Regions from separate parts of the Mus musculus genome. Here regions 2, 3 and 4 are each linked to region 1. The links are chromatin loops, found by intact Hi-C in ENCODE. Cell type or tissue: left cerebral cortex. All regions are shown on one strand.

What was found. Peaks named below come from ENCODE experiments on the same cell type or tissue, not always from the same donor. Only the 100,000 strongest peaks of a DNase experiment are listed, where the experiment ranks them.
Region 2: a loop joins it to region 1, with 2.4 times the contacts of the local background. A loop is called at or near these places in 3 of 42 quality-filtered maps.
Region 3: it touches region 1 in a loop (2.3-fold over the local background); 2 of 42 quality-filtered maps call a loop at or near these places.
Region 4: it touches region 1 in a loop (1.9-fold over the local background); 2 of 42 quality-filtered maps call a loop at or near these places.

What each region holds. Positions count from the first base shown.
Region 1 is chr9:16,109,167-16,117,166 of GRCm38, forward strand. The region is part of intron 3 of Fat3 (FAT atypical cadherin 3); the gene reads right to left. Among named protein-coding and RNA genes, the nearest start is that of Mtnr1b, 240 kb to the left of the region's middle. In left cerebral cortex, no CTCF peak of the experiment used is centred here; DNase peaks (open chromatin) are centred at 3,375, 4,972 and 5,834; H3K27ac peaks cover 2,153 bases.
Region 2 is chr9:16,285,841-16,293,840 of GRCm38, forward strand. All of the region lies in intron 2 of Fat3 (FAT atypical cadherin 3), which reads right to left. Among named protein-coding and RNA genes, the nearest start is that of Fat3, 210 kb to the right of the region's middle. In left cerebral cortex, no CTCF peak of the experiment used is centred here; a DNase peak (open chromatin) is centred at 3,399.
Region 3 is chr9:15,958,956-15,966,955 of GRCm38, forward strand. Fat3 (FAT atypical cadherin 3) reads right to left here. Exons shown (of 26, transcript NM_001080814.2): 17 at 7,008-7,151; 18 at 3,814-4,011; 19 at 789-1,587. Among named protein-coding and RNA genes, the nearest start is that of Mtnr1b, 88 kb to the left of the region's middle. In left cerebral cortex, no CTCF peak of the experiment used is centred here; a DNase peak (open chromatin) is centred at 4,133; H3K27ac peaks cover 385 bases.
Region 4 is chr9:15,948,678-15,956,677 of GRCm38, forward strand. All of the region lies in intron 19 of Fat3 (FAT atypical cadherin 3), which reads right to left. Among named protein-coding and RNA genes, the nearest start is that of Mtnr1b, 78 kb to the left of the region's middle. In left cerebral cortex, no CTCF peak of the experiment used is centred here; DNase peaks (open chromatin) are centred at 4,588, 5,088 and 6,778.

The sequences.
Region 1 (8,000 bases):
AATGTAGTAGCCAAAGTAGCCCTTTTCAGAAGCATGTTATTCTAAAACCCAACACTGTCCCATTGACTCACAATAAAATGGCTAGCCTATTTTCTCCTAACCCACAGTGAGAAACAGGCTGTTTCTTTCATCTATGCCATAGGAAAGCTGGATATAATCAGAGGGCGAAATAATTGACAAGTTGAAAATTATCCAAGAAGAAAAATGCTCAAATCAGTATATTAAGAAAAACATGGATACAACTAACACAGGCTTGCCTGGGAAATCAAAGAGGGCAACTGTCTGCTGAGGACACTGTCATGTGATTACAGAGGGTATGGTTCATTTCATCCAACTGGCACCGTAGCTGTACAGGTTCAGGAGCCTGCTCTATGGGCTTAGGATCACATGGGATCATGTGAAAACATGGAATTAGGAAGTTTTAGAGCAGGGTTCATCTGTCTAAAAGCAAATCTTCGTTCTGAAGAGAGAGTCAGCTCTGCAAACAGAAACAGTGCCACTTGAAATGGTGACAGTAGACTTGGATGTTTTCTCTCAGCACACAGGACAGGGGGGAAAGCATAAATAAGTAGAAGAAAGTTCTAGTTAAATCATGGCTGACAGCCCTGTAAAAAGTGTCTTGAAAACCTAGGTATCTTTCAGAGAAGCCACTGAAACAGACAGTTTTCAGTGCTGTTGTCTAAATGTCTTGCATGGCACATAACTTCCACATTTTATCCTAGCCACTAGGAGAAGTACTGCCCTGATTATTGGGAGACTCTTAGTGCTTTTTGGACTAAAACCCTTCTAAAAGTGTACTCCACATCTGCCATGCTAGGCGCTTGACATAGACTTCCAGTGGCCCTAGAGGACACTTCCATTTCCCTTGTTTCACATGTAACAGAGAGCAAGGTTTAAGAAATTTAAATAATTTGACAAAAATCACACAGCTTGTAGGCAGCAAGGCCCAGACTTAAACTTACACTGATTATGTGTGAAGCTCCTGTTATTTCCCCAAATCTGTCTCTGAAAGACAGATCTGAAGCAGCCTGGGGACAATGTGTCTCAAAATTTTAATTGCCAGGATTCCTGGAAGGAGAGACCTGCCCCGGCTTTTCCTGATTTCTTTTAGTCTCCTGTCGTGAGGACCTGGTTTATTCTTTATGACGTACGTCCACCTTATGTGGAGAAAACACAGGATTGCTGAGGAGTCCCATTTTTGAAAAAGACTCCTTCCTAGTTGTGATGGTCAGTATTGATTGTCAACTTTACAAGGTCTAGAACCATCCTGGAGAATTGGGAAGTTTCTAGATTATGCTAATTGCTGTGAGAAGAGCCACAGTAAATGTGAGTAGCACTATCCTGGGTGCTGGAGTCTAAGACTGAATGGAAAAGAGAAAGTGAGCTTAGCACTGGCATTTATCACACTGTCTTCCTGACTGAATGCATTGTAAGCAGCTGCCTTATGACTTCCTTTCTGTGTGAGCTTGTGTCCCTTTAAACTGTGAGCCAAAGCACCTGTAAGCTGCTTCACGTGGAGTAGTTGACCACAGCAACCAGCATCTCATAGTCTGTAACGGGTAGCCATTGATTTCTGTTGAGTCATGTTGATCGATTGAAAGAAATTCATCTAGCAACATCCTGTAAGGACTCTTTCACAATTTCTCATACCTTAGTGGTCTTGCTACTCAACCATGAAAACACCTTTGTTCCCAAAACAGAAGAGACTAAAAACACAACCTGAATTCCTCAGGCAAAGCAGACCTAGTGTTACCTTATCTGGTATTTCCTGAGGGGAAACTGGGGTCAGACTCCTGCTCTGTTACCCTTCCCTGAGACAGATCCACCTGTCATTATGCTGTGACTGAAAATGTTTCTGTGGCAAAAGTTGCCTGCAACCCACTTTTATATGAAAGTCTGACATTTTGCGTGGCAGAATTAAAAAAAAAAAAGCGAGAGAGAAATCACCTCAAGCCACTGACATTTCTCTGGGAAAGTTCCCAGCTCCAGAGAGGGCTGAGTGGAAGTGGCAGCTAGCCCCAGGTATTCTTCATTGTTCTTCATTCATTCCAGAACACTTGGACCTCCAGAAGGAGGGAATGGAGAGAAAGGGCTGCCATTTATTGCTTGGGATGACAGCATTGTCCCTGCCAGAACCAACATTCTTCAGGCCACTTGTGTATAAGTAGTTCATCAGCACTGGTTCCTCTTCATAGGCCATTCACCATCACCCCAAATGCCATCTCTTGCTCTTTAGCATCCCCCAGGCTCTAGGAGAATGCTTGGCCTCCATTCTGTAGCTGTTTGGCTCAGGTTCTGAATTATCTCAGAGGGGAGGGGCTGGTGGTGTAGTGTTCTTCTTTTGTTGTTTGGATTGTGCTGTTTTGTTTATGAGCTTGCTGGGGTTAAATGGGAAATAGGAAAGCAGACAGAGGAGAAAAAAAAAATAAAAAGGCAACCTTAGTGCATGAATGCCTATGGTGGGTTTCAGTACATGGGGAGGCCAAAGGACAGCATCTGGTATTATCCAGATTTGCCTAATTTTCTTTCTTAGTTTGATCTCTCACTGGTTTGGATTGGAAATTGTCATTGCCATTTAGTATAGGGTGGCTAGCTTTTTAACACAGTGCAAACTGGCATGAGATGACAAAACTCCAAATGAGAGTAACTTCTAAGTAAAAGAAAAAGATCAAATTAGAGGATCTGGGCAGGATCTCCACCTCTGTCATGCAATGGTCATCATTCTTATTACACATGAATGGAAACAGGCTCAAGGAAGCCTTATAGAGAGCCAAGAATGAGGGCCTCATCAAGTCAGACCAGAGGGCATGTGTGTAGAGACTGTTTCCCTCCTCGAATGTAGAGCTGACTATGAACCAAGGTCGAAGGAGTTGACATTTGAATGATCCCAGCAATGGCATTAATTCTTAGGAGTTTGGTGAGCAGGAAGGGAAGGAGCGTCTCGTTCTTGACAAGTGAATTTCAGGAAGTTTCAGAAAATCTGGAGGAATTCTTTGGAAGAAGAATACCAATTGAGAAAAGATTACCCATTTTCATCACTTGTCTTTCCTATTTGAGGATTTTGTCTTTGAATTTCTCCCTTTCCTTCTTATGAATTAGACAGAGAGTCGTTGCTATCAGAAGTAGATGAAATAGCCACAGTTGGTACCTGTTAAATGTTCGAAAATCTCTAGTTTTCCCTAGAACCATTATTTTGCGTTCAATAACATCTTATTGTGATAGGTATCTGGTTAACCTTTCTTCTCCTGCAAGTGAACCTTGGAGACAGTGTGAAGTTAGGTGATATTAGGCTCCTGAATCTAAAGAAATGCCATGTGTTCCTGTGGCAAGCAAAGTTCCCTCCAAGCTCTCCAACCTCTCAGTATTAAAATGGCTTTGGCTATACAATCTACTTGGATAAAAGCAACCTAAGAAGGCCTCATAGAAGCTGAGCATGAATCAGCATTGCATCTGACACAATGAGAAATGTGACCAGAATGAATTCTTGTTGAGAAATTGTAGAGTAAAAACTTCAGTCAAAAGATGGCCTAGTCAGCCATCACTGCAAAGAGAGGCCCATTGGCTTTGCAAACTTTATATGCCCCAGTACAGGGGAACGCCAGGGCCAAAAAGGGGGAGTGGGTGGGTAGGGGAGTGGGGGTGGGGTGGGTATGGGGGACTTTTGGTATAGCATTGGAAATGTAAATGAGCTAAATATCTAATAAAAAATGGGAAAAAAAACTTCAGGACAAATATATGGCCAAATGATTACTTCTGTATGAAATCCAATATTGCAAACAAAATGCAAAACCTGTCCTTGCTAGAGATAGATGATCAAGAGAGGGAAGGGGAAGAAAAACCTACTAGAAGGCATCCATGCAGAAAGCAATCAAATGAACAATCTCGAATTTGAATATATTCTATAGGGACCATGTTTCCCTAATGCATCATATATTGATGCAATGTTTGAAATTCTGGGATGAAAATTCTCAAATAATATAACAAATTCATTGCATAGCTCATGTTTATATTTCTAAGATATAATAGTAATCATTACTCTTTAAAGGGATGTAAGTGCTTATTTAAAATGTGATATGTGGGTGTAACCCCATATAGGTTCTGCATAGACATCACCATTGATGCTTTCTTTGTTAACTCATTTCCTAGAAGAATGCAAAATAAACTTAATGACAACCAGAGACCCTGGTAAAGAAACAACACACTGAGAGCTATTCTCACACCAAGGTTCCATTATCATTTATGTCCTTCCCTTGATCTACAGAACTTCAGCTGTGTCTTTATACATAGTGACAGAAGACCAAGATCAGTCAGATTGTCACTATCTTTAAGCAGATCACAGTCTGATATGAAAGGCCATTTGCTAACTTGTCTTGTTATAATCCAACAAATTAGACATACTTGATAGCTCTGTTTCCTGAGTTAAAGTATACAGTATAGAATATGAGATCATTGATGTCAAGATGCAAGAAAGGGAAGATTCATCTTGGGTCCTAGAGGATGGGTCTGAGCTAGCCAATCAGGAAAAGGACATACTATGTTCTCTATACATTTTTGTGGGAAAATGTGGTGGTGAGAAGAAGAATACATACTTGGAAAACAGAAGTCCAGACATGTCCATGAAGATGCTTTCATGACAGTCGAAGGGATACATTTCATCATTGGCAATGAGGGCTTATCTAAGCAGTTCCAACTTACATGGATTTAACATTATGGTCTTAGCATAACTAGCAGCTGCATGAAAGCTGTAATGGGAAGAAGAAATTTTAGCTGGATTTGTTGGCAAGGTCTTGCTTTAAGCCAGGGGAATGGCAATGAGTAAGAGGACCTGAGCAGACTCACAGGGTAGGAGGCAGGTTATTATTGGTTTGATGTGGGAAGTGGGAGACGGAGTACTTGAGGATGGGAAGATCTATTGCTTTCTATATTTGGTTCTTTAGTTGAACAACTGAGTAGGAGGATGAACCATTTCTCAAAAGGAAGAATAAGCTTAGACTGCAGCACTTTTAGAGTGTGGGCGTATGTTTTATATGAAAAATGTAAAATTCAGATGGAATATGATTAGTCTCAGGCACAGGAGAACAGGCAGATGGCAGAGAGGTGGGCTCATCTGGCAGACCAGCAGCAGAAGCTCCAATCTCCCACTTGTAGCTAACACTCCCACTTTCTGGTCTCTCCTCTGACTCTGACTATGTAATTTCCTGTTCTTACCGGTGACTCTATGTCACTTCTGGTCTCTACTAAGCTATTACTTTATTTCCTGTTCTCTCCCGTGATTCTGATTGTTACTTCCTATTATCTCTTGTGGTTCACTTCCTATTTTCTCTTAAACTGTGATCTTATGTCACATCCTGTCTACTATTCTGTGTCTCCATGTCACTTCCTGGTTACTAATCTGTAATATGAACTTCTCTCTCTGTAGAATCAGTATGAATTCTTGTCCTCATTCTTAAAGCATATTATGACCTATTCCTAAACTCCTTTGTCCTTATCTCCCTTACCCTGGATGTTCAAGAAAAACATTCACTCAGTGTATCCCAAATACTTCCCCGTGGAATTTGTACTAATTTCCTCAGCTTTAGAATTCCTCTTCCCACATTTACTTCAGAGCAAAATATGAATCATCTCAATATCTCCCCTAAATATCAGTATAGCATTAACATGCTCCCCAACTGGGTCAATGGCACACAATCTCCTGTCACTCTAGGCTTAGGTGGACTCATGGCTTTGGTGAGCAACCCTTCCTCCTCCAGCCTGCCCTTTCACAAGCTTAATGAACCAGTTTCCTGGTGTGGAGTAGGACTTTATTGGAAGCATGCCCATAGGACGTGCTAAATAAAGAAGTGCTGAGTGGAAATGGCTCTTTGGGCCTTGCACGTACAGAATAGTCTGCTCCACTCATGGGAGCGCAGGCTTCCTATCACATCAACAGCTAAAAGCTTCAGGGCTGATCAGCCAGGTCCCAGAGGGGATAGAAAGCTTGAGATGATGTGATGAAACATGACAAATGACTTAGGAGACTGACAAAATTGCAGAGATTAGACCTCCACGCTCCTCCCCTGCTCATCTGACTTGTCTTCTTGTCAGGACGCTTCCTGTTTAGCTCAGAGCATCAAGATTTCTGTGGCAGAGCAGGATGAGACGCGTGCATTACCATAACAGTTTCATTGTTGTGTTTCAAAGTTTATGAACTCATCAAAAATGAAACATCACATCTTACAGGAAAGCATGTGGCCTCAGCTGTCAACAGTTTAATGTTGTCCAAGGGAACAATATAATTCTAGCTATAGTCAAGAAGGACTTCAGAGTCCACAGCATTGTGCTTTGCAAACCTTTTACTCCCCAAAATTGGGATCATAGAAACAAGTGGGGCAGACACTCCCCACGTCCAAATGTGCCCCTAGTTTCTGCTGTACTTAAGAGAATGTCACCATGTTCATGACCATGACAATGTCTCTTGGTAAGATGCTCTCACCCTGTAAAACAATTCATTAGCAACTTGGAGGGGGGAAGCAGATTTAAGTGGTGATAATTTTGGTCATAAAATACAACTTCTTCTGTATGTGTCCTAGTCTGGCCTGTGAATATAATTTGAGTAATTTCAAATACAACAACAATGATATAAATAGAGAGGTAGGGAGAAAAACGCGAATCATGTGCTTGAGTTTCAAGAGAGTCACTTTTCTGTATAATAGTCATCCACACTGGCAGATGTATATGGCATGCATCTTACATCTGCTTTCAAAAACAAAGATTCTTTGTATCTCTCTAGCGTATAATTCCTTTCTCACAGTCTCCACCTGGATTATATAAATAGCTGCAGTTTATTTTAGGAAAAAGGTTATATGCTGATTTATTGATAATTTATAAAATGCCTTTCTTCTCCTGCCAGATCTTTCTGAATTAGTTGCTTTTTTTTAATTCTAAGGACAAATGTGTTCTGTCTCCCCTCCCCCCACACACATACAAATTCATTGCTACTTCTAAACAGATCAGTAGAGATGAGAAAGTGTATTTATTTAAGAGGACATGTGTCAGCATGTTTTAGCAGCAAACTCTAAGACATAAGAGAAAAATGTCGGTCACACATCCTCACAGCCATCCATTAATCCATGTGTGAGAACATGTTCACAGATCTGGTGTGTGTGTGTGTGTGTGTGTGTGTGAGAGAGAGAGAGAGAGAGAGAGAGAGAGAGAGAGAGAGAGAGAGAGAGAGAGAGAGAGGGAAAGAGAGAGAGAGAGGGGGAGAGGGAGAGAGAGAGAGAGAGAGAGAGAGAGAGAGAGAGAGAGAGAGAGAGAGAGAAGAGGCAGGGCATGGATCTTGGACTTGAGTTCTTTCAAGTATTTACTCTATCTGGAAAGAACATTTCCTCTCAGAACTGCAGCACATGTTCTATCCCCATGACTCAAGGGTCAGAGAACTGCATACCTTCCTATCCCTACCATGTAATCACATTTTACTAAATCTTTCTGTGAATATTTCTGAAATACTGTGCTAAGCTTGAAACAGACAACCCGTATCTGAACAGCTCACTGCAGAACCCTCCCTAGGCAGGTTTCTTCTTTCTTTTAATCCCTAATGTCCCAATTCTCAAATGCAGGCTTTATGGGATTCTAAGGTAATTCCAGCATCATCCAGTGGACTTTTGATGTTCAAATCTGTAATTATTTGTGCTTCATAATGAAGCATATAAATAATAAATTATTTTAGATTAAAATATGTATGCATTTATATACACATACACACACACACACACACACACACACACACACACACACACACCTTTCTGCACATATGGAAAGAGAGCAAGCAAGTGATGGGATTACAGATAAGCATCTGGAGATCACATCCAGGGTACACGCACCCTAGGTAAGGAGTCTACAAACTGAGCTACATCCTCAGTTCCCCTAGGATACTATTTTCTGAAGATTAGCTTTTACTAATTCCATTGACATAACTTTTACAGTCACGAGGGTCAGACTTTGAAATAGCCCCACTGTGA
Region 2 (8,000 bases), 180 kb after region 1:
TGCTGTAAGATTAAGAATCGACGAATGGAACCTCATAAAATTACAAACTTCTGTAAGGGAAAAGACACTGTCAATAAGACAAAAAGGCCACCAACAAATTGGGAAAGGATCTTTACCAATCCTAAATCAAATATGGGACTAATATCCAATACATACAAAAAAACTCAAGAAGCTGAACTCCAGAAATTCAATTAACCCCATTAAAAAATGGGGTACAGAGCTAAACAAAGATTTCTCAACTAAGGAATACCAAATAGCTGAGAAGCACCTGAAAAAATGTTCAACATTCTTAATCATCAAGGAAATGCAAATCAAAACTATCCTGAGATTCCACCTCACACCAGTCAGAATGGCTAAGATCAAAAATTCAGGTGACAGCAGATGCTGGCAAGGATGTGGAGAAAAAGGAACACTCCTCCATTGCTGGTGGGATTGTAAGCTGGTACGACCACTGTGGAAATCAGTTTGGCAGTTCCTTAGAAAATTGACATAGTACAACTGGAAGATCCAGCAATACCTCTCATGGGCATATACCCAGAAGATGTTCCAACTGGTAATAAGGACACATTATCCACTACGTTCCAGTATAAGCAGCCTTATTTATAATAGCCAGAAGCTGGAAAGAACCCAGATGTCCCTCAACAGAGGAATGGGTACAGAAACTGTGGTACATTTACACAATTGAGTATTACTCAGCTATTAAAAAACAATGAATTTATGAAATTCTTAGACAAATGGATGGATCTGGAGGATATCATCCTGAGTGAGGTAACCTAATAACAAAATAATAAAACACACATGATATACACTCACTGATAAGTGGATATTAGCCCAGATACTTAGAATACCCAAGATACAATTTGCAAAATACATGAAACTCAAGAGGAAGGAAGACCAAAGTGTGGATACTTCGTTCCTTCTTAGAATGGGGAACAAAATACCTATGGAAGGAGTTACAGAGACAAAGTTCGGAGCAGAGCCTTAAGGAAGGACCATCCAGAGACTGCCCCACTTGGGGTCCACCCCATAAACAGATGCCAATAAGAGCCTGCTGACAGGAGCCTGATATAGCTGTGTACTGTGAGGTTCTGCCAGTGCCTGACAAATACAGAAGTGGATTCTCACAGTAATCCATTGGACAGAGCACAAGGTCACCAATGAAGGAGCCAGAGAAATACCCAGGGAGCTGAAGGGGACTGAAGCCCCATAGGAGGAACATCAATATGAACTAACCCCCCCCCCCCCAGCTCCTTGGAACTATACCACGAATCAAAGAAAACACATGGTGGGACCTGTGGCTCTAGCTACACATGTAGCAGAGAATGACCTAGTCAGTCATCAATGGGAGGAGAGGTCCTTGGTCCTGTGAAGGCTCTAGGCCCCAGTATAGGGGAATGCCAGGAGCAGGAATGGGAGTGGGTGATTTGGGGAACAGGGGGAGGGGAGAGGGGATAGAGGATTTTCGGAGGGCAAACTAGGAAAGGGGATAATATTTGAAGTGTAAATAAAAAAAATTTCAAATAAAAAAAAAAAAAGAAAGAAAAACAATGAAAGAAAACAACCACAACCATGACGACAACAACAACAACACAACAACACAACAGCTTAAATCATTAGGTGATGAAGCCTAAATCTGTTTGGATATTGTACCAAGGAGAACTGTATTGGATCAGTCAGCTTCAGGGAAAGGCATTGTTCCCAAGGCCTCCCAGGTGCAAGTTGATAGGAAAACATTGTTGCTAGAATTTTTCCAAATTGAGGAAAACATGAATCAAATCCATCAATAAGAACAGGATGCTAGAGAGAGAATGTAGCAAGTTGTGATCTCTCTCTAGTGATTTCTCACTGGCTGGCTTCTTCAAGCTCAAAGCCTTGGAGTAACATGGGGCCAAGGTTTTCTCTATCACCAATTATGCCCAAATTAGCACCTCACCCTACTTTGTAAATCCTACTCAAGCTCTGATTTCAGTGCTGGTTTCATATTCACATCTAGAGTCCTTTCCCTGGGACCAGGTTTCCAGTAGTTACTGCTGTTCTAGGCCACTAGAGTCTCTTTTTCACTGGTATGTTCATTGCCCTGTAGCCACTTGCCAGGACCCATAGTCCTTCCACCCTGTGCTCTAAGCATTTTAAGAGCTAAGATGATGGTTAGCCACTCCTTCTTGCATGACCATGTTCAGCACAGGAGTTCTGATCAATTCTACCGAGGTAGAGTCCATGCCCTTCCCACTGATGTATAGACCCAGAACAATATTAGGTAGAATGGCTAAAAGCTTGTACAACTTTTTTACAGAGCCCTACTATGGATAACTAAATTGTACTTGAGAAGGGGATTACTAGAGAAATCAGGAGACTTGTATGAGACTTCAAGAAATTAGATATACAAGCATATTCACACACAGAGAAGTCACACATGCACAGATAGAAGTACAAACATGCACACATATCCATACACTCACACACATATACACACACACGCACATATATATATATATATATATATGTGCGTGTGTGTGTGTGTGTGCGCACATAGCCACATATATACATACTCACTGAAATCAATCAATCAATCAATCAATCAATCAATCAACCAATCAGTCAGTCAAGCAAGCAAATAGAAGATGCATCCTGAAATAAACCAAGGCTAACAAAGGATCCCAATCACATAGATGCTTGTGGAGATCACTACTATCTTCCAATGCATGTCTTCCTAGACATCATGACCTAGGCCTCACTCTAGTCTATGACTATAGGAATAAATAATTTCTCTCTTCCTCTTCCTCTACCTCTCTCTCCCCCACCACCTCTCTCTCTCTCTCTCTCTCTCTCTCTCTCTCTCTCTCTCTCTCTCTCTCTACCTCTCTCTCTCTCCCCCTCCCCTCTCTGTGTGTATCTCTTGTGTGTAGTGTGTGCATGTCAGTTCAGAGGACAATTTAGGGGAATAAGTACTTGTCTTCAACCATGTGAATCTCAGGTCTCAGGGACTGAACTCAGGTCTACAGGTACCAAGCACGTTGGGTCTACTGAGCTAGCTTGCCAGCCCCCAAGAATGAATATTTCTTTATCAGTGTAAAAAGGTGCATTCTGAGTTTCTTCTTTCAGTCACTGTAATCACTGAGCATGGTCTCCACACAACAGGTTATTGAACAAAATCCTTACATCTCCTGAAGAAGAGATGCCCAACCCTTGTCCCCCAAGACCCTCATCTTTAGGTTGGTTGTTGAACATAAATGAAAAACCAAATGAAACATTTGTCCTGTAAACATTTGAAGAGTTTCACAGTACTTTTTCTTAGGAACAGGTCCTAAAATTCAACCCACTCGTCTCTATGTTGATACTTAAAATAAGAAAGCAAAGCTCACTCCCTTACTAAATTTGGTAGTAAAGCTAAATCAGGTGGCACTCCACATACTGTGAAAAGCTGGGCAGAACTTAGAATCATTGTCATCTACTAAAAATATTCTTCAAGAAAAACGAAATGTCAAAAGCAAATGCTTTAAAATTACGAATGTAGTTAACTGATTTTATGTCTTCTCCCTCCCTCCTTACCCCCTGTCTCTTACTCCCCCACATACAATACACAAACAACTATGAACACTGCTAATTCCAATTAAATTAACAAACATTGACTGAGTGCCTTCTCTACAGTAAGTACTATGCCAATCAAGTATACAAACAGAAAGAATGCCATCTCTCACTCTAAGAAGCTTATAAGCCTAATTAGAGAGGTCGACACACATATGAAGGGCCACCATGTGCAGACAGTGATACCATGTAGGGATAAAAGTACATTCGAGCTGTAGAAGCTCTGGAAAGACTTCCCTCCAGCATTTACATTTAAGAGTTAAAGGATAAGTGGATTGATAAAGGAGAAGTACTCAGAAGAGATAGCCGCTCTTTCCTTTTTCTTGCTTTCATTTTTTAAAATTTTTTTTTAATTTTTAATTTTTAGTACCACAGCACTAGGTAGCATGAGAGATGAGCAGAAGTATGCTACTGCTTTGATCACGAGCAACCTCAAATGCTGTTTGGAAGAAATGTCCATCTCTCAGCATCTCAGGAAGAATTCAGTCCAAGGACACTAGTAAGCTGCAAAGGATAAAGCTAATTCCTGGCGAGCAGGGTGGGGGCCTGGCAGTTATGCTGTGTTGCTGCTGACATTGATTTGGGTAAGAATGTGCAAGTAGCTCAGCCTTTACTGTGGCTGGTTTGATTTTGTTTTGATGTATTGGTGATCAAGCCTGAGTCTTGGCTTCTTTCCAGTTTCCTTCAATTAGAAACAATATTATAATCATTCTTGGTGCACATAAGGGGGTGTTTTCTTAGGGAATGGTTTGCTTAAGTATGTGTCACCTGTGAGTTCCTGCTTACCTCCAAGTCCTCCAAAGCCCCTGAAAATCCCTGTGACCTTCCCATAATAACCCGATTCCCTGTTGTTTTCACAGCCTGAAAGCTGATTGTTTAGAATCTTTGCTAATTTTCTGTATATGTGCTGTTTCTTGCAGTTTAGTTCCTTTGTCACCTTAGGTCGCAGAAGGGGAGCACAGTATCTTCCTGAGTAAAGTGCTGAGGCCATTTTGGTTTGGTTTCAATAAAACAGTTTTTGTTTTGTTGAAAATGTTAGATTTTCTTCTATACAGTGACACTGATAATTTGTTAACTCCAACTCTACTTTTCTCTCAACCTTATTGATTTTCCTTTCTGAAATTTTCATATAGGACATGAGTCCTTTTACAAATGATTGTCATGTATATTTATTAGGAAGACTCAGGATTGGAGTATGTGAGAAAAAATAATCTAAGAGCTATAAAGTGGATAACACTCAATCGCAAATCACCATGAAAACTGAAATAAGACCCATGTGGACACATGTATAGGACTTTGGTGTCTGAGGCCAAACATGTCAGCCAGACACTCAGGAAATGATCACCTTGGATCAGCGCTGTCTTACCTAATGGAAAATGATAACCATGGAGACCTGTTGGGTCCACATCCAATAGTCTCCAACTTCACCAATGGCTCATGATCTAAATAAGATGAATGAGACAATTAAGGCCAATAGACAAGGGGTGGGGAAGGTAGTTTGTCCTCACATCATGGAGTAGACATGTGGCTTCCAGACCCAGGCTTGGGTTTCAGGACAGTTTATGATGATTTACACTCCAGATAAATTTGGAATTATAGCCAGAACTGGATATCAAGCGTTATAGGACAGCATGTATGATTCATGCCATGTGAATGATGACAGGGTAACAACTCCACTTGGATGAGAGAAGTGACTCAAAAAACCACCATGACCTCGAATGTGGTGCCCTGCAACACTAGAATGACTGTTTTCCATTTATGTGGTGTGTGCTTATAATTGACCAATAATTTTGGCAGAATTAAAAATCAAGTATGAGTGAAAGAGTGTTTAGAAGCAGACAAAGATGAACTAAGCCTTGGGACAATTACTGAATCATTGTGCTTTCAAAGTGTTCATCACAAAGAAGTGGATAATAGCATGTATGGGGTTTGATGACTACAGGGCCTTTAGATATTGAAAACAAACCATTTGAGTAGCCTACCAGATTCACCCACAAAGTAAAAAAAAAATTACTAATTGTGCGACTCGAGTGATTATGTTTAAATCTGAAATTTGATTTGTACAATAGGTTCCATATATACAACAAGTACAATAAAAATAAAACTTGGGAAGGGCTGATTACAAGCCTGGCGACAGGGAACAGGGCAGGAGAGTGCTGTACAAGCAGGAGGGTCTGAGTTCAAACTCCAGCAGCCACATAAAAAGCAAAAAAGCAAGTGCAGTGCTGTGTTTGTAAACTCAATGCTGGGTAGCCAAGGCGGGTATCAGGCCACACTGCTTGTTGAGCCCCAGGGTCCAGTGAGAGCCGATCCTTTAACAAGAAACAAACAAACAAAGAACAAAAAGCACAAGGTGGATAACCCCTGAGAAATAATACCCAAGGTAAGAACTCTGGCCTCTACATGCATCCCAGCCTGTCCCACACCTATCCTGTCCTCACAGGCACACCCCACACACACACACACACACAAGTACACACACACACACACTCACGTGTACATGCACACATACACAGAGTCTACTAGCAACATTTTTCAGGATCTACTTTTTCTACAGCCAATTTTATTTCTTTCCCTTTAATATATTTGAAACATTACGGAAAAGAGGACCCATGGTCAATGGCAAATACTAGCTCCTCTACTTCTTGCTCCTGTGAAATGTACTGTTACTATTTTAATTCACCTCCCAAAATAGAATCTAACCATTTTCCCTTTTTTTTTTTTGCCCCCAAAAAAGACAGATGGTGAATCATCTTATAAATCAGCCTCCAAAGTTCTTGAAGGCAAATGAATGCTTTCTAAACCAGGTTTTTAAAAAGAAGGTCTCATTTTTATAAGTTATTACATTGAAGCAATCTTTCCCTAATTATCTTCATAAACATTAAACAGGGCTAATTTATGAGTTCCTGAACATTTTTGAGTTTTCAGATGTAACCATCAGGACCCCACATGGCTGCCTTTTTGCTCTTAATTGTCTATAACGTACAAGATGACCTTGGTCAGCCTGATGGTTCATGAAGTTACAAGCCTGCTAGACACTGAAACCATGTGGGGAAATCAGTCTTTGCCTCTAAAATTCCGAATACATTTGAAAATTATTTGGGGATTAAAAAGACATGTTAGTTGTTTATATCCTGAAAAATGAAAATATACATTATCAGGGAAAATATGATTTATAGAGACTATTAAAGTCTCTAAGTACCCTTCAGTCACTTGCTGTTATAACCTCACCATCTCATAAGGAGAGGGAGAAGTGATGGATACCAGCTGTAGACTCTTGGCCAGGCCAACCATATACTGATCTAATCTGTTTTATGATACAAATGTGTACTTTTGCCTAGAGAATGGAACACCAAATTCCTACAACACACATGACAGTGAGTTATTTTAAACAGCTACTCTTTGGTTAGTAAAAGGCTCTCTTCACGGGTGTAGAAATCAAAATCCCTAAAGTTCTGATGGCTCATTGGCTATACAAGGAGAATGAGAAACCCACTGGCCTGCTCTGAGGCCACATGCTGGCTCCAAGGTCGATTCTGTGTACCCTTTGACCATTGAAATGTCAAAATACCTGGTCAGGAGGCACCACCTCCATCCTTCTGAGGGTGTCACAGTTATAGTCAGGAGGTACTTTCTGGACCCTTCTGAAGATGTCACATGTCTGTTATATGTGCTCCCTGTGTGACATGCTCTCTCCCCACTGCATTTCTAGAGTTCTCAATTCAGATACCTATCTGATGCACAAGACTTTACAATCAGAATGCTGTGTCCACATTAACACTTTTGTTAACACAGAGGGGCACAGCACTGGGGCTTATGAAGTGAGGATCCATGAGTCTAGAGCTATAGCCACAGGAATAAGGGACTGGTGACATCCAACAGACCAATCCCAAGCAATTTAATGGCTAGTGGTGTGATTGAGGGCATCTGCCTAGCTCCTTTGATAAGATTTCTGAAGAAGTATTATTCCGTGGCTTCCCTATAAGAGAGGTGGGAACTGTATCCAAGGTATAGTGTTCTTAAGAACATTATTACCTAATGTCTGAGTAATTTCCTGGGCCACTCTTGTGACCGTCATCATTACATCTGTGACTTTGCCCATGGCTTACTCATTGAGGTTAGCTTCAATCACTTCTCTAGACCCCACTTATTTCTGAGGGCAGTGCTTTTTAATATAGCCAAATCATTAATAAGAAGCTTCAATTCAATTTTCACTTAAAAAATAATTCTGATAATTGCACTGGCTTAATATGAACTTTCTGGCACAAAGTGAACCAGAGTCTAGCAAGACATTCACTGTTCAACATGCAATTCCATTAGCTTACATTTAGTAGTTTTCACACGTACAGAAGAGAAAATAAATTGATTTAGCACCTTTCTCCTACCAACAGTAATAGTGATGGGTTTTTTTCTGT
Region 3 (8,000 bases), 150 kb before region 1:
CCTTTAAGCTTTCCTCGGGCAAGTCCTTCTCTGATCCCTACCTGAGTTTCTCTCAGCCTACATGATGCCGCCTCTCACTGAGCCTGCTGCAAGGGCTTATACTCCAATAGTTAGATCAAAGCAGGTGACGGCAGTGGTTTGCAGAAGTTCACACCAGATGCTCCACATGCACAATGATACTGATGGATACTTGGAAGTGGACATTCCTCACAGACTAAAGTTCCATGGCTGTGGTGGCCAACTGATCACATTTCCTGCTTCTTCTGCACCCCCAGCATCCATCCTGGATATTGAGCATGTGAGAATTACTATTTAGTTGAATGAGTGATTAAATGCAAAAGTGGCATTTCAGAGTTGGGAGGTATGAGGACTAATCTTTATTGTCAGCTCTATTAGATTTAGAGTCAGTATGGAAATAGCTGTGAGTGTATCTACAGAGATATTTCCAGAAAGGTTTCCTTGATTAGAGAAGCCTCACTGTGAATGTGTACAGCATCATCCTATGGTCTGGGGTCCTGGACTGAATAAAATAAAGAGAAAAAGTGGGGTACCAGAATTCCTCACATTGCTTTATGACTCCAGGTACATGTGAAACCAAATGCATCTGCTTTTCACTGCTACTACTCCCCTGCGAGGCCAGACTGCACCCTCAAACTGCTACGACTCCCCTGCAAGGCCAGACCTCACCCTCAAACTCTGACCTTCTCTGGGTGCTTTTGGCAAGTAGATTGTAGAAGCTGTGATAAAAATAGCCAAATGTAGGAAGTAATCCATTTAGGTAAACCCACCATTACAGGTGCAGCGCACGTTCCTATAGAAACGTGGACACACGAAGCTGATGCGAGCTGTGCTGTAGGTCATGAGTGCGTGAGAATCCAGTGATAAGCCCTGCTCACAGTGCTGCTCCTGACAGTCCAGCCCCGAGCAGTTCTTTTCTAGGATGGCTGCTATATGCATGACATTCTCCAGGTGTCTTCTGGCATTGGACAGCTTCTGGATCAGATAGGCTGGCTTGTAGAACTCGCTGCTGTGCATCTCCACAGCAAACAGCATGTCCAGCTGGTTGGTGCCCACCACAGGCTGGATACTGATGATACGCAGACTGTCCTGCTTCTGGGTGAGGACGGCATTCCTCAGAATGCGCCGGAACCCATGCATGTGCAGCCCCACAAAGTCCTCTGGGGACACATCTTCAAAGCGGATGGTGACAGTGTTTTGCAGCATCTCATGCACCAGCTGCTCCACGTGCACAACGACATCTATGGGCACTTGGAAGCGGCCATCACTCACAGACACGTTCAGGACATACTTCCCGCTGTCCAGCCCTCCCAGAGCAATGATTTTCCCATCGTGACTGTTCACTTTGAACAAGCTCTTCTGCTCTGATTTCAGGGCGAACGTGAGCACGTCATACATGTCCTGATCCGTGGCATGGATCTTTCCAATGACACCACCAGGAAAATCATCCTCCATGGTGACAATGAAAATTTCCAGAGGGATGGCTGTGGGTTTGTGAGTGCTTTCCTCAATGACCCGGACACGGATGTAGGTGTGAGAAACTTGCTGTGGTTTTCCTGAGTCTTTTGCCTGGGGACAACAAGAAAAGGACAAACAAGGAGTTAAGAATAATTATTAAAATATCACCCCGTGGCAGAGGGTATCTGCCCCTTCTACCAGGTTCAAATCTCCTCATTCCCTTGTCACTATTCTGAAACATGTTGAGGATGGACATTTAAGTAGAGGAGTTGTTTATCACCTTCAGTCATTCTCTGGGTACTGTATTATGGGCCATACAATGTGTTAACACAATAAAGCCAGTGGGGCTGAGTCAGAGTCTAGCAGCATGAGTGTTATAAGACCCAGTATGCCCGCATCAGGTTTGTCTTGTTTTCATTTGGGACAGAAAGCAGAGGAAAATATCTCATAAACAATGTTCCCACTTTGAAAAGGAATCTTTTGTTTTCTGTTGGATTCTTTCCTTTTGCTTGGACCAGGTGACACCTTTTGGCATATAGAAGAAGTGCCATTAGTTAAATGAGAATTACATCATAGTAAGCTTTAGAGTACAAAAGATGACACACCAGAAGGGAAATAGGCAGCTTGCTAAACCCCATTCTCTCTTCATAGAGGAACTCGCCGTGAGAGCAGAGCTTTAATGAACACCTATCATGCCTGGCGAAGGAGTCAGTGGTGTCATGTCCCAGATTAAAGCCAGGCCCACAGGGATCCAGTGACCCTGCAGTCAGAGCTGGAACATAGGACCTGTGTCCTCAAGTGCAGACAGCAATGGAGAGCCAAGCCCTGGACAGCACACAGGCTTCCCTTTGCATCTCAGCTTTGTATACAATCTACTTGTGGTTTTAGTAAGTTACATGAGTTCTCTAAGTTTTGCACCCTTAACATGAGTGTAACAATAATATTAGCCTCCTGAGGATTGTGAGAATTAAAGGCAAGCGCTATTAGAAAACAGGTAGCAGAGGCATCACCCATAGAAATACTTAGCACATAGTTAAGCGTATGCACATAGTTAGCATAAGTACCTGCCATGTTTGGCTATATGAGTTAAGAGATCCTGAAATGGAGACTCCTAAAATTGGAAGGGAGTTTGGTAAACTAGGTTGAATTTGAAATCAAACTGTGGATAACTCAAAGGACGTTGATGAGTTGAGTTTCACAGGCCTGCCAGAGTTTGCCCACCCCAATGCCACAGGCCAGAAAAGTATCAGAAAGGCATAAGTCACTGGAAAGAAGGTGGCAGAACAATGACTTTGCCAGTAATGGTGGATGTTTCCTATGAGGAAAGCAGAAAACTTACTGTGGGAGGTGTGATGCCTACTTTCTAGAGGATGGATAGGGTGTTCAGAGATCTCTGCTAGGGCTCTAAGAGGACACCGAAAATTCCCCTTGTACCTGGAGTTTATGTCCTGTGATATGACATTATTTAAATATTTGGACAAAGGGTCTTAACTGGAGAGGTCACAGATGTCCTCAGAGCCACTATTTTCTAATTTGTCTGGGAATGGAAGAGAACAAGCTTTTGTTTATTTAAAAAGATGACAATTAATTCAATGTGAGCACTGAGAATCACTGAGCCACCATAAGCCACTCTTCAAAATGGCTTCCTGTGGGTAACAGTGGGTTGTCACCCTTAGGCAGCTTTCTGTGGGTGACAGTGGGTTGAAACATCATTCAGTTTTATGGCTGAAATCTAAATCTTGCTATAGGTAAAGCCACAGAAATTCCATGGTTTTGATCAGTGACAGCTCCTTTTTGTGACCCTTGCACACCTGTCATTTTTGCCTCCTTGTGCTGACTTTTTTGTCATACAGGCCATTGAACTTGAAGGATTGGGATACTGGAAAGCCAGTGTCATCTGATTCCCAGGTTCACTGGGGAAGGCATATCTAGCAGAGGCCATGACACGGCCAAGTCTTCTATGACAGTGATTGACATCCTCCCTCAGTGAGGCAGACTCTAGCTAGCATACTAGAAGCATGGGTAAGAGTCAGGTACAACCCCGGGACTTACTACAGTACACACTGAGATCTGCCAACTGTCCACCCCCCAGGAACAATCTCCGGATACACGCATGCTGAGTAGTGATCACTCCTCTTTCCTGCTCAGTTTCACTTGCATTTCATTCACAGAAGCTGTCTTTATCGGTAAGAAACTGAATTTGTGGTTAGAAGAGGAAAATTCCTTCACTATCATGAGCTATCTTGACTTAGTGAACAAGGGAAAACCCAACTAACAGGCAGAAGGGCAGACATGGAGAAAAGCAGCACCCAGTGTGGACAGAGAGCAAAGCTGTACCTGGATGCACAGTAGGTATTCTGGAGACTCCATGTGCCGGAAGACCACTGCAGACCGTAGGATCCCATGGGAGTCCAGCATGAACTCCTCGTCTTCATTTCCCGACAAAATAGAGAAGGAAAAGGGAGGCCCATTGTGAAACGAGTCTCTGTCTGTCACCACAAGCTGTAAGATGCTGGTACCCACTGGCTTATTTTCCTGTATAAAGGAGTGTTTTAAAAAGGAAGTTAAAATTACACCTCTCATCACATTAAAAAAAAAATCATTACAGGCTGGGAGTGCCAAGCTAGAACACCAGGCATTTGGCAGACAAAATCCTCCCTCTCCACGGTATTTAATGTCTACTGAAAACAGGCTGGAGTTGCAAGCATCCTCTTTCCCATCTCTAGCAGCCTCCTCATAGATGTGTCATGAGATTGTACTCTCTTCAGATGATAACACCAGCCTTTGGCTGAATGGGTTTCTAGGTCCAAAGACACAACCAGGTTCCACCTGTCTGTCACTTTCAGCACTGAGCAACACTCTTTCTACCCTTTGTGATGAAGGTGGAAATCCACCCAGGGCCAGAAAGCACCACCCTGCTGGGATGGGAAGAGTCTTCATACTAGATAAGATGTGGTTAAACAAAGTCTAACACTGTAATACAATGAATGTTACATCAGACATTAGCATGTAAGCAACCTTCTAGTCAATATATAAAACCAAATGGGTTTTTATAATCCACCTCACAACACAGTTGGGTCATGTTCCTCTAGAGGACAGAAAGTAGACAGCACATTTATCAAAATGAGGAGGGACACAATCAATTTCAGCCGCCATTTTGGAAACATGGCTCGAAACAGGAACATGAAGATAGGTCATACCTACTTTTTGGGTCAAAGTTTATCTTCTTCACTTTGAAAGCATTAGATGAAGGTTTTTGTAGGTAGGATCAATATTGGTTTTCTTAATCCTCTGTGTAATAGTTTAGCCTTAGAATCGTTTGGCCTGATAGTAGATTTCTTATTTATCTTGTGAATGGCCAGCTTCAGGATTTAGTATTGTATGGAAATGAAACATTCCAGAGATAAGGACCATGATATGTGGTGCTGGGTGACCAGCAATTCATATGCTGAATTAGTTTATGATAACTAAGTATAGCCAAGCATACTTAATGGTGGATCACATTATAATTCTAGCACTTGGATGAAGAGACAGGAGGATTGTCAAGAGTTTGAGTCCAGCCTTGAATAAGGAATGAGTTCTAGGTAAGTCAGGAGTAAATAGTGAGACTCTGTCTCAAAAATTAAATAATAAAAATTGAAAATTGAAAAGAAAAAAAAACAGAGAAAAAAGATAACCAGGCATTAGGGTAAGCCCATTATTCTTTGTGTAAAAGGAGAGACAGTCTTGAAAAAGGACTAGGAGAGAATCACAGAGGTTTCTTTTCTGCCACATGCCTGCCTGCTTGGTTATCAAGCTCCAGGCACCGCCTCCCTTAGGAGCCTACCGTGGGACCATGTCATCCAGTGAAGATTTACTACCTTACACAGACAACATACTCAGCACTGCACAAAACAGAAGATTTATTGATTTGTTTGCTCATTCTCTGAGGGCCATTTCCTCCACAGAAAAAAACTGAAAGAGTGAGCGAATGTGTGTCCTTGGGGTCACTGTCTAAGAAGGAAGGGTGTGAAATTACAGTCAGGCCCAGCCTGCAGAGGGAGGGGCCCTGACCATGTGCTCTCAGTGCTGACTTCCACACCTGTGAATAGTCTGTCCAGCTGATGGAAGCATGTCATAAAACCAAAGGCTGAGACCACAACCACTGAAATCTAAGAGAAAGTGGAGGAGGTGCAGGGAATGAAGGCAGGAGAGCAATCACACGCATGGCTGCTGGCAGCAGCAGAGGAGAGAAAACCTCCATTTTCTCCAGGAAGGAAGAAGATTGCATTGACAAAGGGGCCAGGGATAAGCATACAGTGGTTGTGCTTATTCATGAACATCTCAGCCTGATTCCCAGATAGTTCAGTGTCAGTAGGGTGAAGGAGGCGATTCATAGACAGCCACACTCAAGTGCTTCCATCTTATCACAAAGTGTTCTCTAGAGACCTAACCATTCTTATTTTGCTCCTTCACAAAGCCCTTGGCAGTACCTGAGAGCCACTGTACTTTTCCAGAATTCCTATGTATCTGTAAGGCATAAAGATAATTTGCTGTGTCTCCAAGCCTTCCACACCCAGTCTGGTTCTCTTTTTCTTCCTACACAGCTTTCCAGCCACCAGCCACCAGCAGAGGAAACTCAGGTACCTTGTTCACAAGCTAACTTCTGAATAATAAACTACTGGAGAAATCGGCCACTTTCACTGAAAGGAGAGCACCAGCTGTAAGTTACTCTATCTTAAAGCCCAACTTAAAGGCAGGTGGCTTTAAAGTCCTAAAAAATTGTCTATGGAAGGTGAATTTTTAAGGAGCTCTATCCTGAAGTCTATGGGATGGTTCATATTGATCTCTATTCTCTGTCAGAAGAATACTTAAAGATGGCCTGTTACTGCAGAAAGATTATTCATATTATATGTTTACATGACAGAGTCAGGTTCAAATTCTGATCATGTGCCAGCTGCATGATCTTGAGATGTCTAGTTAAGCTCATAGACCTATGGCTCTTTCAATTCTATGGTATGTGTGTGCATAGGAGTGGGAAAATCTGTGTCAGTGAACCATCCATGACACATAGCAATGGGAACAGGCTGTGTATACGGAGCATCTAATACTTAGAAGAAACAATACTCAATAACACTTTTCAACAATTGTGGTGGAAATACAGGTTGTTTTCACACCTTCCCTAGGAATAGACAAGTTGGTATTAAATACTAATTACCCACAGACTGATAACTAGGTCCCAATACAATGGTGCTAAGACTCTTAATGGGGATAGACTCTTGAGGTACCATAAGTGTTCTCATAGAAAATCCCAAAGGAGCATGTTTGTCTTTTCTGCCAAGTGGGAACATATCATGAGCATCTGCCAGATACAAGATCGGTGAAGGCCTTCACCTTGATCTTCTCAGCCTCTGAAACTGTTGGTTGTAAGCTCCAGCTGCTAGAGTCTCCTACCCTGAGTTAATCTGTAGAGAATACCCAACCCAACAAGCCAGAGCAGATGGAAGAGGCTGAGCCACACAGGTAGTACCTGGCAGCCAAGAGTTGCTTACCTGAATCACAGCAGTGTAGTTGGCAGGTGTAAACACTGGACTGTTGTCATTCACATCAGAAATATCAATGTTGACAGTTGTCGTTGAGGACATTGCAGGAATGCCACTATCTACTGCCTGGATGAGCAGGGAATATCCTGACACCTGCCAAGGCATGGAGGTGGCAATAAGAAACAACAGTGCCTCCTCTCTTCTGCGCATGCTCAGATAACCTGGAGTCTCTGGCTATGTCACCTTCACTCCTATTCTGTAGACCTGTGCACCATCAACACTTGGGACTGGATAATTCTTTGTTGGGGATCGACCTATGTATTTCAGGCTCTTTAGAGTTGTCCCAATCTCTGCCCACTAGGATACAATATCACACTCAATCTAGTTGTGCCAACCAAAAAATGCAGCCCAGCACTTGCAGTCCTTCCCTGAGGGGAGAAGCCTCTACTTTCGAGGCTCTGCCTGAGCCTTTGTTCAATACAATTGTCACCACTGATCTACACTGCTCATTTTGATATTCCTGGGTGAGCAGGTTCTATTACCTAGAAGATCCAATCTTTTGAGTGTTATTGCTATAAATTTCATTTCTATATTTAATTTATCTTTGAAAATACATGTTTTGGTGAAGAATGACAATATTTAGAAATTAAGTCAATCTCAGACAAAGAAATTTTCTAGATTTTTCTTTTCCTAGGGTGCCTTCAGGAGGATCTTTCCTGACAAGAAAACTTTAGTCTTCAGGCTGAAGTTGCCATTGAAACCAGGGCACACGTCCTGTTGAAGGTGTTTTCCTTTCTTTCACTCATGAAGGACTAAAGTTCAAACTATGCAGAAAGGTAAGCATTGGCCTTTTTCCTTAAGATCTCCAGCATCTGCCAAAAGCTATTATTAGTAGAAAATTCTTTAATGAGTCCAACCCAAATACCTACATGCATTTCCTTACTGCTCATTTGGAGCCTGTGCCCATGAGGTCAGTGATAGTGTAGGTGTGGATGGTGAGGG
Region 4 (8,000 bases), 160 kb before region 1:
TCTCTTTGTTCGAGGGAAAGCAGGTATGTGGAGCTAACTACATACAAACATGTTTTGAACTGTAATCTGGAAGAGGAGCCATCTTGCCAGTAGTAGCAAATTTAAGATTCATAAATCCCACTGTGCTATTAGCTACAGTCGATTTGCAAAGTCACTCTTGATGTTGGTCCAGCTCTCAGTCTTGGAGGTGAAGGAATTGTAAACTGAATATTTAGAACAATCTCTACTAGTGATTCTACAAGATCCAACCTCCCTAAACACATCCTGAGATCTAGTGCACGCTAAACATTTATGCTTTCCACGTATTTTTCAGTATTGGTAGAATGTTACCTGATATTTGACCATCTCATAAGCCACTTCAAGGAGCTCTGGTGAACAGTTTTAAAATAAATTCAAGCATATTCATTCAACAAATAATAACTTGTTGAATTAAAAGTATTAATTTGATAAAGTTCCTGAGACCAGTGAGGTAATAAGCTCACAAACATGACAGAAAATGATATCCATAGACATGAAACACACACACACATTACTTATCAGGTGACTGTTTTGATGGGTATGTGAGAGCAAGGGATATCCCATCAAAGGGATGCTCTGTGTCCTGAGAGAACGTTAGACCTATTCATTAGGAAGAGAATGCTCTAACTGTAGACTGAAAGCATGAGATCCTCTGAGTAACAGGGATGAGCCAACCATGCTGATAGTGCAGCTTTGTGAATGACTAAACTTTTGTTCACAGCCAAGTTACACTCTCAACAGCTGGCTCTGCCTTATTGTGAGCATCTCAGCATCTTTGACTCAGGTAATGATGGCCTATCCTCTCCTAGGGTACTTCCTAATGTTGAACAATAGTTAAATTATGCTGAAAAGTACAAGAACCTGAAGATAACTAAGCAAAAACTACGTGGAAGCAGCAATAGGCACATACCACAGAGTTCCTTATCATTAGACATAGTTTCTGGCTTATCTGGCTTACCTTTCCAGCTAGCAGTAACTTCCAAGAGGACCCACATGCAGTGGTTTATGTACCTAAATCTGTTGCTCTTGGTTATCCTTTTTATTTTTCTATTTCAGTACACTGAGGGATCCCATCTCCATATGTCACTGCATCTTTGACATGCCACTAGAGATGTTATTCATTGTCTATCCTGATTTTTTGTAACTGCTACAGTGCTAAGGAATCCTACATTCTCAAAACCTTAATTTAGAAGCCACCATTTCAACAAAAAAGGATGGTTAGGTAAATGTAGAGTTGTGACAGTAATGATACTTATTGCTATAGAAATTATAATAGCATTTGAAATGTAAATGAAGAAAATATCTAAAAAAATGAAAAAAATTGTGATAATATTTATCAAATAAAACTAAACATTTTTGTGTACATAAAATGAAAGTTATTCACTATATTTCCAAGACAATTCAGCACTGAGGGATTTCTACATTTTATTCATGTTGAGCATTTTGTTGACCACACTCATCACAATGATCAGCATAGGGCTTGTCACTTGATATCTCTGACTTTGAGTTAAAGCACAAATTCACTTAACCAGCAGTTGGATCTCAAGCCCACATCTCTTTTTCTTCCTGTGGCTGTGTGTCACAGTATACAGAAATGTACATAATTAAGTCACAGCTACCAATTAATGATTATTTAAAATCCAATCCCCACTAGGAAAAATGCAGCATGAGTGTGTATGAAAAACAGCACTATTAATATTGCAAGTGAATTATAAAGTGAATAACAATATTCAGTATACAATAATGTATGTGTGCTTTCATTCTATCTGCTTGTGACTTCGATCAGTTTTTCCTTCCTTTTGTTTTTAATAACCTCTCTATTGTGACGGGGACATTTTTGGGTAAGGAATGTGACTGGCTGGTTTAGATAGCTGCAGGAGTCTTCTGCCTTTATTCCAGCCCGGGATCTCTTTAGCCACAAGTAATAGTTCATCCGATGCTTGTCAAGGAGCTTAGCTCACAAGCTCACACTCCTGCAGCTGACAGAACTACAACAGCAAACCTGAGCCTGAAAGCCAGTCTGCATTTTGTACATACCTTTGGCCGACAAGTTTATTCCAAGTAAATACGTATCATAGAGATTGGTTCCTTTCCGAAGCATATATTGTCTGCAAGGAATGGCTTCAGATGTTGAGCCTGAATTAAGCCATGTGCTCCTGGGCCTCTGATGGAACCAGGTATGGGGTCCTGGGAATACTTAAGGGATAAATGCTCTTTTCAGCAGAGACCTAAAGTTTTCTAGGTACATAGAAGCCATACTGCCTTGTGTGGGTGCTGAGGGGTTAACCTGATTTTAAAAATCCCATGTTTATAAGATTCCATCTCAGGCAACTATGCACACCTATTATTGTTAAGAGCCTTAAAGACCCAGTCTCTGGTGGCAGAAAGTGCCTCATCAGCTCCTGAGTACCAGTTAAGAGATGACAATGTCAACTCCTGTTGGCTTCTGGGAGGAAGTTTATCTTATTAACTATCATTAAATAATCCAGGTTTAATGAACTTGTGCCGTGCTCCGTGACAGCTCAGGGAGTGGAGGCCTGTATGTAGACCTGCAGGCTCTGCATATCCAGGCATCCATCAGTGTGGAGCAAGCATGAAGGGCTCCCTCTCTATCAAGCCAAATGAGTACATTTGTCATATGGCAGTGCAAGACCAGGCAGTAGCAGCCTGTGTCACAACCAGATGCAGAAGAAAAAGCTCCATTCCCTGTTTCCAGGTCCCCTGAGGGAGTGTGACAGGAAAGTGACCAGATCCTATTGGCAAGCTGCAGACCTGGCTAGTTAGTTAATGTATTTACTCTGTGGCCTTGAACATGTTGCTTAGCTTTTCTGGGTCATGACTGCCTTTCAGAGAATCAGGACAAAGATTCTTCACAGTGTTGAGAAAAGGGAGTGGGCCAGTACCTGAGGAAAGAGTTGTAAGGAAAACTTTGAACCAGGCTATAAAACTGGCAAGGCTAACACAACCTGTCAAGATGGCAGGGACCTGATCTTTCTGCCTGCTCCCTGATTTGAGTCAGATTTGTAAGCTGAGAGATGATATGAAATGCCATATGTGTTGGAGGTGTAAAAAAAGACCTAGAGCCTTTTACTCTTCGGGCTCACAGGATTCATGTAGATCTGTCTGTGCTTTCGTCCCCACTCCAAGTAAAGCCACCTGCCTTGTCTACTACAGGTAAAGCTCCCGTATTCTCCAACCTGTGTACAGTCCCTTACCTCCAACTCTGATCCAAAGCCAATTTTAAGTCATTTCAGGTAGAGTCCTCCAGGACCTTTTCTACTTCACTCACAGTCCATCACCTCCACCTTAGGCAAAGCCCCTCTCCTTCACGGTCTCAGGCATGATTCCCACTTTCTCCACCTCAGGTAGAGCCCCTCACCTTGTCTACTTTAGACACAGCTCCCTCAAATTCTCCATATCAAATACAGCCTCTACCATGTATACTCAGGCACACTGTACCTTCTCTATGTCATGCACAGTCCTTTAACATTTCCTACCTCATGTACAGTCCCCTGCCTTTTCCACCTCAGACATATCTCCACCTCCCCCTCTTCTTCCTCCTCCTCCTCCTCTACCACCACCTTTTAAGGTGTAGCCATACCTTCCCTACCTCAATTGTGGGTGTTCTTTATACACTGGATAAATGCACAGAGGATGTGTCTGTTTGTTCTTTGCAACTTTTCTACTTGCTGAAAGTCTTCAGGTGGAAATTTCTGGTTGCTTTCTACAGCACTGACAACAGAAAAGTGACCTGAGATGAAGTCTCTGTACTTCTGTGTGGGGCAAAGGGTGGTTCCCTGGAGACTTTTGTAAGGTCTTGCTTCCATATTTATGACTCTCCTCATTGCCTCAGTATTCCCACACCCCTTGGGATTATGTCTGCGCCAGCAGCTAGCTGTGATTATTAAGCTGCCACTTTGAGCTGAGTCCATTTCTTGATTTATGTCACTGCCTCATTATGCTGAAGAATCCAATAACTAATGCTAAGTCCCCTGATCTGAAACCCACATGCTTTGCTGAGACGCTGTATCTGGGTAAATACTGTGTAAGTCAGTGAGAAGCATTCTTGACTCATGGCCGGCAAACAGATATGGGATATATTCCCCCAGAGAATCCAGATTTGAGGCAGTCCATATGTGTCCAGAAGTGGAGACATATCCAGGCACTAGAATACTGGGCTGAGCCATCTTTTGTGTATTATTTCACCAATGGCCAAGCTTGGTTCTATTTAAGACATCTTCCCTGGAGCCATCTTACATGGATACAATGTCCTCAGACAATTATCACCAACAAACTCAAGCCAGAGAACAAACCCAATTCTAATTTTTGTCTACTTAAAAGAAAATCTTAAAGCCAAGTTTCATGTGTTAGATTACCTTAGAACCCCTCATTTTATTCTATTAAACTTCAAGAATGCATCACCACGGCCATCTTCCAACAGGCTCTCCTTCCCTGTCTTATACTGTCTACTCCAAGAACTGTTCTCATTCCTCCCCATCCTTCCCAGCCAAGCTCTGCTACCCTCTTGACGTCGTGATGCTGTTTTAGGCTTCATTGGGATAAAGCCTTTCTCTGTCTACTTCACCATACATCTTCACACCCAGTCCAAAGCTGTAGCTTTTCTCTTCACTGCTTTCTTTGCTCAACCTGCATTTCTGATTGGCAAGATACCAACATTACAAACTTCATTGCTTTCAATGTATTTTTTTTTCCTTTTTGAATCCCTCCAACTAAATCTGACACTTTCCTCCTTTATATCTCCTCTGTGTCCCAATTATGCACTTTCTCGATCTTGGTAGGATGCAATTGTTTATATCAAGGAGTAAAGAACACTGGTGTTTGCCTGAGAAAAGAGAACCTGAGGAATCATAATTGTTCTCCTTAGCTATTTGAGGCAGGCAGTAGAACAGGAATGAGCTAGCCAGGCTCTGTGTGGATAAAGGCTGAAGCTGTGCAATATAAGAAGATGAACTTTGGTGGAGTGCCGTATGATCATCTGGAGAGATCCTGGACTCATTCTTAAACGTAACTGAATTTCCATACCAGGAATAAAGCAGACAGGATGTCTGTGGTGGTGGGAGGCTGGGCTGGGTGGCCTCCAAGTTCCTCTCACAGTTGCACAGAGGTAGAAAGGTACCGTAGCTAACTAACAGCTCCAGTAAGATGATCACATAAGAATCTTGGTTCTGCCATTATGAGCTCTGCAGCTGTGAGCCTGTCAACTGAGGTTTCCAAGGTTTTCTTTCTTCAAGTTTTGAGGAAAGTTGATGATAACTCCTTTATAGGGTCACAGAGAGCGTTCAATGCAATTCTAATAGTGTGAAATAGAATTGGAAGCTGGTCATGGACCAACAAATGTTAATTCTTGGTCCATCCCCCCTGTGATCTGTGGGTGGACTGTACACGTCTTCATTTCCACGCCTTGGCTCTCACTCTTAATTTGGGAACCCCCTGTGGCCACCTGCCTAGCTCCAGGCATTCTGCCAGGCCCACTCAGGTCCCAGTGAGGCAGGACAGAAAGACAAGAGAATGAAAAGGGCCTTGGAAAAACAAGAAACCTCTCAGCCCAGAGTCTGGTTAAAGCCTCTTGCCAGACAACAATCAAAAATTCTAGCACAAGCAATAGTCACTGTAAAGACTGCCTGTATAGAGACAATATTTCTTTTAAGAATATTAAAATAATAAGCTCAGCTTAAGGCCCGAGTACCTATAACCCTCTTCTGTATATTTACTGAGTTTCCCAACATGAAGATTGACTTTGTTTATGGTGTATGAGGATACCCCAACTTCCTGACTCTTTGGGATCTAGAGTTTTATCTAATCAACTGCAATTCTGTCAGACAAACCTCAAGAAACACCCTGTGATCTCTTTAAGTTCCTTAAGCAGTCTTTCAACCATACTAACTTCAAAAACTGAAACCCTGTTTATGACTATAAGAAAGATAATTAAAAAGTGACTGTCCTTTGTGAAGCCCACATCTAAGCTTTGGGTCTCTCTTTCTTCTTTTGTGCCTCTCTACTAACCCCTGAGCTTAAGCTCTAAGTTAAATCCTTTTTTATAAACCCCATCTCTCCACTTACAATCGTTCTTCCTGAATTCATTTTAGGGGTTATCTGAATGGAGACTAGGTGAGGGAACTCCTTAGGCTGCCCATCCCCACTACAGCTGACACCACCACCTTCAGGGCCTAAGTGCTGTTCCCCAGGGCTGAGAGTGTCCTCCCTTGCTGGTGGAGGGCATGGCTACTGTCCCTCTCATTTGTCTAGCAGGAGTGCCACTCATGGAAATGTCCCATTTGTTTAACTAAGCCCTCTACTTCCATCCTGTGTTTCTTATTTGAATAAGTATGACAAACTAGGCAGCCGCTGCTGCCATGGCTTTTGTAAACACACTGGCTTTAAATGCTGATGGTTACCTTGGGAGCCTACTCTAGACAAGTATGTCCTTTTTGATATATTTCTATTTCATATTTTTTGAGCAGCTAATGAAAAATTTAAACTGAGGATAATCAGTATAGTCTCCTGAGTTATTTTGACGTCCCTTCCTTTTGCTTACCCATGAGAGGTCCATGACATCTATCACTCCCCATTAAACTTGCTGTCAGACTTCCTGACTGGTGTGACAGTGTTCACGGGGAGTCATCTCAGGACATCAGAACTCTGCATCTCTCTAATTTTGTTAAAAGATGCGGTTTCATGGTGCCTGGGATTTAATGAGCTTATTTGGCAGTGAGATTCACATTGAGTTTCACTTGTTAGCACAACTCAGCACTTTGGTTCAAGATGCTAATGATGATAATTGGACCCAAAAATCTGCATGAGAAAAAGATGAGCTGAAAGTTGGGAGGGGGCGGAATACTGTGGCCAACTCTGTATAAACATCACTGTATAGCCCCAAATGATCACTACATTCATTTATCACGCTAATTACTCCACCAAGTGGTGGGAAAGACCATTTAATGAATCTGTCAGCCTCCCAGGATAAACAGAAAAACAGCCACACTAGTCTCTCTCTCTCTCTCTCTCTCTCTCTCTCTCTCTCTCTCTGTGTGTGTGTGTGTGTGTGTGTGTGTGTGTGTGGTTGGGGGAGAGGAATGTCTGTCAAATTCAGTATCTTTGATTTCTAATAAATGAAAAGATACCTTAAAAATTAGCTCCTGCTAGCATTTTACATTCCTTTATTCTTACTTAAAAGGAAACTTTGGAAGAACTGAGAGGGACAATAGCTTGTCCCTGGAGCCTGAAGGAGTACTTATTCTTCTTTTACTTGTGACATGCCTCCATGTTTGGTCTCCTGCCTGCCAGCAATAGAGGCACAAATATTGATAAAGTCATGTAACCCAAGCATTTTCCCATGCCTGAATATGAGGCTTGGAAAGCTAGTCCAAACTGTCCGAGAGATCTGTCTTCCTGGGATCACACTATTCTGGCAGACCATTCCTAGAAGACCAGGAAATGGGCTTAACTGAGGATTCTTGATTATGATTTACATAAAAGGAGGGTCCTTGCTATTATGAAGTAGACGCATTACTTTTTTTTTTTTTTGGCGTTATTTTGACTAAATACCTGAGTAAAGCAAGCTCTAGCTGAGATGTTTGGCTCTGGCTCCTGGTTTCAAAGCTTTTGATCCACTGTCAGTTGTCTCCACTGCCTTGAAATGGTGAAAGACAGCAATGGAGCAGCGCTGCTCTCTCCACAGCAACCAGGAGGGAGAGACACAGAAAAGACCTGGAGTGTAAGGTACTCTCTTCAAAGGTGTGCCACACGGACCAGCTCATCCATTAGAGCTACCTTCTAACAGACTACTCAACCATGCATTCATCAATGGACTAATCCACAGATGATTCTAGAGTCCACCTGGTCTATTCGCCACTCCAAAGCACAGCAGTCGTGCTATGGATAAAGTGCTCTTCATGTAAACATGAGGGCCTGAATTCAGAGCCCTCAAACCCACAAAAAAATACCACAGCATAGAAGTCATT